Regions from separate parts of the Homo sapiens genome. Here region 1 is linked to region 2. The links are chromatin contacts, found by Hi-C in ENCODE. All regions are on one chromosome and are shown on one strand. The core of a region is the stretch at or near the end of the contact, and the rest is flanking DNA. Distances in the headings are between cores, read along the strand shown. Region 1 overlaps TENM4 (teneurin transmembrane protein 4). Region 2 holds the start of TENM4 (teneurin transmembrane protein 4).

Evidence for each region. Hi-C counts contacts between places; a loop is a spot of excess contacts on that map. Pooled maps may share reads with other maps.
Region 1: a loop to region 2 is called in a map of ascending aorta, with 1.9 times the contacts of the local background. The contact joins the enhancer-like site here to the promoter of TENM4 in region 2. A Hi-C loop is called at or near these places in 3 of 168 maps with a recorded cell type or tissue (ascending aorta, chondrocyte and ovary) and 2 of 50 pooled maps.

The regions. Positions count from the first base shown.
Region 1 is chr11:79,171,265-79,175,329 of GRCh38, forward strand. The region is part of intron 3 of TENM4 (teneurin transmembrane protein 4); the gene reads right to left. Among named protein-coding and RNA genes, the nearest start is that of TENM4-AS1, 80 kb to the left of the region's middle. Within about 2 kb of position 2,492, at least 4 of the 41 ENCODE cell types and tissues checked have a DNase peak (open chromatin) inside an H3K27ac peak, as active enhancers do; they include ascending aorta, where a contact is called at or near this core.
Region 2 is chr11:79,438,203-79,442,279 of GRCh38, forward strand. It overlaps TENM4 (teneurin transmembrane protein 4), which reads right to left and starts at 2,828. Exons shown (of 34, transcript NM_001098816.3): 1 at 2,307-2,828. RefSeq lists silencers at 2,417-2,526, 2,787-2,956.

The DNA of each region.
Region 1 (4,065 bases), core at 1,242-3,741, 270 kb before region 2:
ATGGTATTTGTGTGAAATGCTAATGCCTCTGTGGGCACAACTGCATATTTAGACATCCTTAAGAAGGAAAGGCAGCTGGAAAGTGGATCTTTGCATTTCACAAAGTATTTCAGAGCCAGGATGAGTGAGGATTATCTTCCAAGACTGTGCCTTCCTAGAGGGAAACCCAGCCATGGAAACGCTGTGGAGTAGAAAGTAAGTGGTTAGTGCCTAAACAAAAGCTTTGATCTATGAAACGATTAACCGTTGGGTTCCTTTAAATAGAGAGTCCCCATAGACTGATTAAATATGGTGTTTTAGAAATCTTTAACAACTGGGGAAGGAGAGAGGAAGAGGATCTGGGAAACAGAGTTCCATTCTAGGGTTGGGAGCCACATGTCTTGGAAGACAATCAGACAGGGGGATTGGTTGAATAAATGGATAAGAATTTATCTTATCCATTTATTGCTTGCTGTAGAACGTAGCCTAAAATAATTGTGTAAGTTAATGAGCAAAGAAGAGTCAGCTTTTGGACAAATCTTCATTAACATAGCTAATGCTGATTGACATTTTCCATTTACTGTTTTTCACATTTCAAAGCACTTCCCCAACAATTCTCTAACAAGCTAAAATTCTCTAAGCTGGGGTAACCAAGTACTTTGCCATCCAAAGCAGGTCACTTTTGAGGGTGAAAGGAAGCATTCTTTGATTGTTGTTTGCTTGTTTGAGACAAGGTCTTGCTCCGTTACTTAGGCTGCAGTGCAGTGATGTGATCATAGCGCATTATAAATTTGAATTCCTGGACTTAAGGGATCCTTTCACCTCAGCTTTCTGAGTAGCTGGGACTACAGGCACGTGCCACCACACCTGACTAATTTTTATTTATTTTTTGTAGAGACAGGGTCTTACTACGTTTCCCAGGCTGGTCTGAAACCCCTGGCTCAAATGATCCTCCAGCCTCGGCCTCCCAAAATGCTGGGATCACAGGCATGAGTCAATGCACCTAGTCAGCACTGTTAATAATTACACTGGATCAGCAGATGTAAACCAGGGCTGTCCTAGGCAAACGGGGGCATGATCAGCCCACTACAGCCTCCTAAAGAGACTGGGTGACCAGGGACACCGTTATTCATTCACTTATCCATTTATTCAACCAATCCCCCAAACCAGCCCCTTCTACTTTACCCCTATCCATTCAGTTACTCAAATAAAAACATAGGTCATTCTCAATTCTTTGCTTTCCCTCACAGACCATGTTCCTCCCCAACTCCAATCCATCAGCAAATCCTGCTAACCCTATCTGCAAGTTATATCCCACGTGGCCTTCTCCTTTGTGTCCTTCTCTGATTTCATCCCTGACTTAGGCATCATCAATTCTTGCTTAGACAACAGCAGGAGTGTTCTAATTCATCTTTTCTGTTCCTTTTTTTTTTTTTTTTGAGTCAGGGTCTCTATCTGTCACCCAGGCTGGAGTGTTGTGGTGTGATCTTGGCTCACTGCAACCTCTGCCTCAACCTTCAGAGTAGCTGGGATTACAAGTGTGCACCACCACGCCCAGCTAAATTTTTTGTATTTTTAGTAGAGACGGAGTTTCTCCGTGTTGGCCAGGCTGGTCTGCAACTCCTGACCTCAACTGATTCGCCTGCCTCGGCCTCCCAAAGTGCTGGGATTACAGGCGTGAGCCACCGTGCCTGGCCCTCGTCTCTCCATTTTCATACTTGTCCTTCTTATAATCCATTATTCAAGAAGCAATCAGAGTAATTTTTCCAAAATGTAAATCTCATCATATCTTTTCCTTGCTCAGAATTTTCTAGCAGCTCTCTACTGTACCAAGAATCAAAAACTAAACTTATTTTGGCCCTAACTTTGTTCAATAAGTATTTGTTAAATAAATGAACACACAGTCGACATGTATTTATTGAGTACATTTTATCGACCAGGCTCAGTCAAGGCACATTTTTAGCTTCTGTCACACTTATGTCACCGTTGGAAGGAAAACTTCATCTTTATTCCTGATAGTTATTTCCATGGGAAGGGAGCCCCATTAGTGTTCTTGTGAGCCATCTTGCCCCTTTGGTCACAGGTAGTGGTATGAGTTACATGAATGGTAAACTGAGGAAGAATATGGTTATTCTCGGTTGAGTCTCAATTTTCTTCTTCTTGGCAGTTGGCAACTTTTTTTTATGTTCCTCCAGGAGCTGGCTTATCCTCTGCCTCATCCAACGTGGCCTATCACCAGGTGGGTCAGTCTGCCTAATTCTGGGTCCAATTATCAAGCCTATTTAGCTGTTACACTAAGCTAAATTATTCATTATCAATAATAAACATGGTATTTTAGCTTTCATCTGCTATCTTCCATTTATTTCTCAACACGCTTAGGACTTAGGTAGAGAAGGGTTGCTACTTATTGGGCTGCCTCAAAGACCTCAGATACCCTTGCAAAACAGGAGAAGCCAGTTGCATAAAGCCTGGTGCAGAGCTGCTGGCAACCCAAGGGTATAGCAATCTGGGACTCGAGAAGTGAAAGCTGTAATAGTGCAGTTGCCGCCTGAGCAAGGATCATGTGGGACTCACAGTGAAAACTGAAGTACAAATTTAGCAGCCGCATTTAGCCCAGAAGAATGTCTTCAGGAATGAATCACGAAGGGAATGTTGTCATTTGTGCAAAGAGACAGAGGGTTATAAGGGAAAAGGTGGCTAGAGAGTCTCATTTATGTTTATGAAAACAGATGGCCTTTTTGAAAAACAGAAAGCCAAAACAAAAGCATCATTTATTCCAGGAGTTTAGAGATTTTTCTATTGACATCACATAAAAAACCCATCTCTTAAGCTTTTTAACCCCCTGGGGAATTCATAAATAGCACTTCTTAAAATAAAAGCAAAATGAGTTTTCATAAAGATGTAAGTTACATAAGACTACCTTGGTCTCCCCGCCCCCACAGCTTATCCTCCCTTTGTCTGTTCTTTGCCCGGGTGCTTCTAAAAACCAACACTCTGCTGGGAGGGGTTTGCAAGAGGTGGCAAAGGTGAAACGTTGTACATGATGCTCTCGGGGGAGAGATGTACTGACTCATACCTCCCTATGTCTCAGATACCCCTACAGCAAGTGAAAGACTGGGCTGGAATTTTGATTTTGTTTCCTCACTATCTTTAATTTTTTTTTCTTCAACCCATTCTTCCCTTTGTCTTCAGACTGATTTAAAATGAAAAAATCGATGCCTGTGCTTACAGCTACAGCTGTGCCTAGTGCATGTCTTTCATCGGCTCTTCCAGATCCACTGCTCTCCTTTTCCAGCCTGTTCTGTGCCCTGCAAGGCTGCTCTTTAACCACTGGGTCAACTGGGCTCTCTCTGGCTTGCAGCTGGGTTCAGCCAATGGGAGACTCTGGCAGGAGGTGTGAGGAGGTTGGGAGAAGAATGAGGTTAGGGTTTCTATTCTCCAGATGACCTCCCTGCTGGGAAATTGCTGTGTTGCTATGTAGGAAGGCACGACTCCTTTGGGCAGCCTTTTGCTACAGCTATCATATTGCTACACCTCTCTCTAAGTTGCAGGAACTTCTCCTTCACCTTGCTCATCAGGTCTAGGAGTGACAGCTCCCAGCTGTTGTTAGCCTCAGGGTACTTTGCCAACCTTAGTGGTTGTCCTTAATCCTGCTCATACTTTTAAAATAATCCCTTCACTACACTCTCCTCAGCTACCCCATATGACAATGCCACTGTTTCTTGCCAGGATCCTAAGTAATATACTATCTATCTCTATATCAATATCTCTATCTATACATCTGTCTTTATTTGACTTCAAATAGAGCTCTATTTCTTTCTTTGCTGTCCCCATCAGACTTCTTGAACAAATACCCTAGAAAGTTTGAGTTCAGCAGGGCATATTGGACCGTCAAACCTGGTGTTAACTAGTACAGGTTTTTTAGAGGTTAATTTGCCAAAGTATAGCAAAAACCTGTAAAAATGTCCAATGCCTATAGCTGAGAAATTATAATAATTCTAAAAAATATCCCAAGCAAGCCATGGATTTATATAAAATTTTTTCCACGGGTGATAGTAAAAACATTTAATGACTGGTATGGGCACT
Region 2 (4,077 bases), core at 1,578-4,077:
GTTCCCCACGGCTGTGTCAGGGCTGGGGTGGCTTATCCCCCTACAGACGAAAATCAAGATTTAAAAGCATACTCTTACTGTGGTTTCTCTATCAAAGCCCATCAACGTGATACACAGGCTGCGGCGCTGGAGGGAAGCGGCGAAACGGGGAGAATAAACGCAACAGAAGCAAACTGCTGTCTGCAGAGGCGAGAGGCGAAGGAACGGAAGCCATACCCGACCCCAGCCCCATCCCGTCCCCATCAGCGCCGGGCTAGCGCAGGAAACCAGGAATAGGTGTAGGTAAGGGTGGCAGCCCGGCAGAGCCAGCGTTCTACTCCCTCTAACCCCTCGCCAGCGTGGGCCTGGATGGCTGGGCTGCCTGGGCATCTCCAAGGGGGACCAGGCACCGCGGGCAGGTTTCTAAACACGTGAAGGGCACAGGGCTTGAAAGACAAGGAGGGGCGCCCAGGAAGGGCGGAAAAGAGGGGCTTTGGGGCTCCCCAGGACACCAAGTCAGTTTCTGAAAACGGCGTTCCCTGGAAGGCCTTCCAACACCTCCGAGGGAAGACTTGGAGCTCTGAAGACCCAATGAAACCTCAGTTCTGACTGACTCCTCCTCTGCGATCAATTCCGGATGCCCCCACTTAGTCCCTGCCTCGGTAACCGGTTCTTTGGGGACAGCAGCATCAGCACCCGACGCCCATCGCACAAGTGGGCGCCGTGGTGCGAGGCGTATCCTAGCTACCCAGGCCGGGGTGGGGGCGCCCCGGTACTTACACTCCCCAAGCAGGCAAACTTTCAGGCTTGTCTTTCGAGAACCGGGAGCTCGCATCACAGTTCCGGGTAATCACCGAGGCAGCTTATGTAATTGCCCGCGATGCCGCTCAGCAGATCTCTCTCCTTACTCGGCCTCAGAGCTCAGTACATGGGCACCCTCTTCCCCCCACCCCCCACCCCGGCGATTGGAATCCCGAGCTTGCCCCACCACCGCCTTCTACAAAGCAGCGGGGTGATCTCGTGTGCTACAAACACCAAGCCAGTATGCAGGTTCAGGCAAAACTCTGGCTGCCTCCCTGCGCCCCTTTCACTGCGTCGATGGTTTACAGATAACTGCATTTCTATAAACCCTCTCTCCACGGTTAGGGGGTGGGAGGGAGTTAGAGATCGGGTGGGGGCTTGGCGCGGTACTGTTGAGGGCTCTGCACCCAACTGAGCAGTAATACACTCATCCACATGGACGCGGGTGCATAAATCGCCTTAACATTTTGCCCTGAAAGCGGAGCCAATTTCCAAAGTTAAGGACCACGCAGCTGAATTTCCAGTACTTTCCAACCTCGCCTAGGCGGGGGCAGGCAGAGAAGGGGCGGGCAGCGGGCAGCTAACTCGCCCGACCCCCCCGCCAAGAAGGACTCACTAGGTGAACCCCCCGCCCTTCACCCAAGTAGTTGGTTGTGTATTCCTCGGTTGCGTGTGTGTGTCCACACACACACACACACACACACACACACGCCGCCCCACTACCTTCCAGTCTGCTCCTCCAATGTAACGACCGCATTTAAAAATGGCAATTAAAATGACTGAGGAGCTCGGTGATCACATTTCAACCCAGAGCACATTTCCCGAAGCTGGGGGTGAGAGTAGTCATACAGTCACACTCACACCCGGGAGCCCTCCAAGCGTCCATCTGGCGGCTGCAGCCTCAGTTGGCTCCTAGACGAACATCAATACCGCGGCCGGGCGCCCGGTGAGGAGAGGCGGGCGCCCCGCGGGTTGCAGAGGGCGAGGAGCTGGGGTCGCATCTCCAGGATCTGAGCTCCAACCACCGCCCGTGCGGGGCTGCTGCAGCCGGCACTTGCCCCGCAGGGCAGGCTGCAGCCGCTGAAGCCCGGCGCCGCCTCGCGGGCTCCTCCAGCGCCCGACGGGGGCCTGGGGCGAGCTAGTCTGCAGAGGGGCTGCAGGCGACCGGGCCGGGGCGGGGAACGGGATCCGGGAGAGGCAGACGAACCTGGGGCGCGCCGCCTCCCTCCCACCCGCTTCCCACCTCCCTGCCCTCCCCCAACCCTTGCTCCCAGGCTCCAGTCCGCGGCGGGCTCCGGGGGCTGCGGCGGCTCCAGGCTCCAGAACAGCTTGCCTCTTCGGCCACCCGCGCCCTAGCCTCCCTCCTCCTGGGCCAGGGGAGCAAGCAAACATCTCCCGGAGCCCTCGGCAGCCGCGTGAGCTACCCGAACCCTGCCCGGGCCAGCAGTGCAGAGGGCGATGGAGCTGGCGAGGCGTCGCCGCGGTCCCCAAGGCGCTTTTCCGTAGAGCGGATCACGCCGCCTTACCGTGGCTGCAGGCTGCTACCGCCGGGGAAGCGGCGAGGACGGCGGCAGGGAGGCAAGGCGCCGCGCCGGTGGCTCCTCTCTCTCTCGGCGGCGCGGCTCCTCTGCTCCGCGAGCCGTAGCGGGGCGCCCAGGAAGGAGCAGGTCCGGGCTCTGCGCTCAGCTCCAGCGAGACCAACAATAGCTCCCGCGGGGAGCGGAGCCCCAGCGAGCCTCCAGCCGCGCGCGCACGACCGGCTCCCGCTCCCGGCCGCTCCCGGCCGGCGTCCCTGCCAGCACTGCTGCCCCACATGAAACAGCTGCAATCCCGAGGCTTCTGGGGGGTTGGGGCGGGTGTGTGCGCGCGCGTGTGTGAGTGTGTGTGTGTGTGTGTGTGTTTAATAGCTTCCCTTCTCTTCTTCCCCTCCCTGCCTGCTCGCCTGCCTGCCTCCGTCCCCCACCCTCGCTCTCTTACACACAGAAAGAGAGGGCGAGCGAGAGAGAGACACACACACACACGCACACGCACACGCAGGTTACATGAATGGGAGGCGGTAGCCAATCCTACGAGGCCGGCGAGCCGCGCGGCGCACTGGCGCTGGGAGCAGGGCCGCACTCCGGCGCGGGGGGGCGCCACGCAGGTGATGGGCGCCTCTCCGGGGGCCACGCGCGGCCGCTCCCTCACCCCAGTCTCGGTTCCTCTGTCTCCTTCCCCCTTCCTCTCCGCCGCCTTCTCCATCTTCTCTCCTTTTACCTCCTTTGCTTTCTCGAGTTCTCCGAGCTCTCTCAGTTCGGTATCTTTCTGGTCTCTTTCTTCTTTTACCCTCCTTGCTTGCTTTCTCTTCCCCTTTCTGAAACTTTCTCTTTTCCTTTCTGGACTTTCTTGTACTTCCTCTCCTCTTGCCTTTTGTTCTTTCCTCCTCCTTTGGCTTTCTCTCCAGGCTCCCCGTAGCACGGTCTCGTCCCCTCTCCCTCCTCTTCGCCTTTCCCTGGGTCTCTCTGGCGCCCAGGGCCTCCCTTCTGCCTGCTCGCTGGATGTTACTCCACACCCCCCACCCCAACACTTTTCTAGGGACGGTCTCTTTCAAGTTGCTACTGCAGCACAATCAGAGTAATTAAGAGCTGAGATCTTGAGTTCCTTCTTCAGGCATGCAAGATGCCCAAAGAAAGGCCCTCCTTCCTCGGACAACTTCCCCAAAACCATGGTAACAGCTACTGAGTCGTGATAACAATCACTTAAAAAATAGCAGTGATTGCGGTCCAAGAGATTTCTGTCCCTCGAATGTTTGGATCGTGATGGCAAGCACATTTCCAAGAGAAGGGCATTTTTATGTGATGAGAGCGGTAGTTTGACTGAGTGGCAACTTGGAAGGGCTTTGGGGAAGAGACTGGAGGAATTCCCACTCCAGCCCTGCTGCCTGCTGGCTAAAGGACTTAGTGCGAGCCATTTCCCCTTACCCGGCTTCAGTTTTCTCATCTATAAAATGGATGATACCGACTTCACCAGTTTTGGTGAGGATTAAAAGAGAGAACAATGGAAAGAAAGCACTGGGTGTATATGAGATGCTTAATTTATGTTAGTTTCCTTCTTTAAGACAACTTCCTTCATGATCTTCTGCTACAGTGTGTCTCTCTGATCTAAAGTAGTCAATGAAGGAGGAAATGTGACAATGCTAATTTCACATAAATGTGAAAGGAGGGGTAGGCTATTTTGAAAACTCTTCTGTGTGGTGAGGAGACTGTCTAGCCAGTTGCCATATGCTGATTATAAAGGCATCACAGATTATAAACGTGG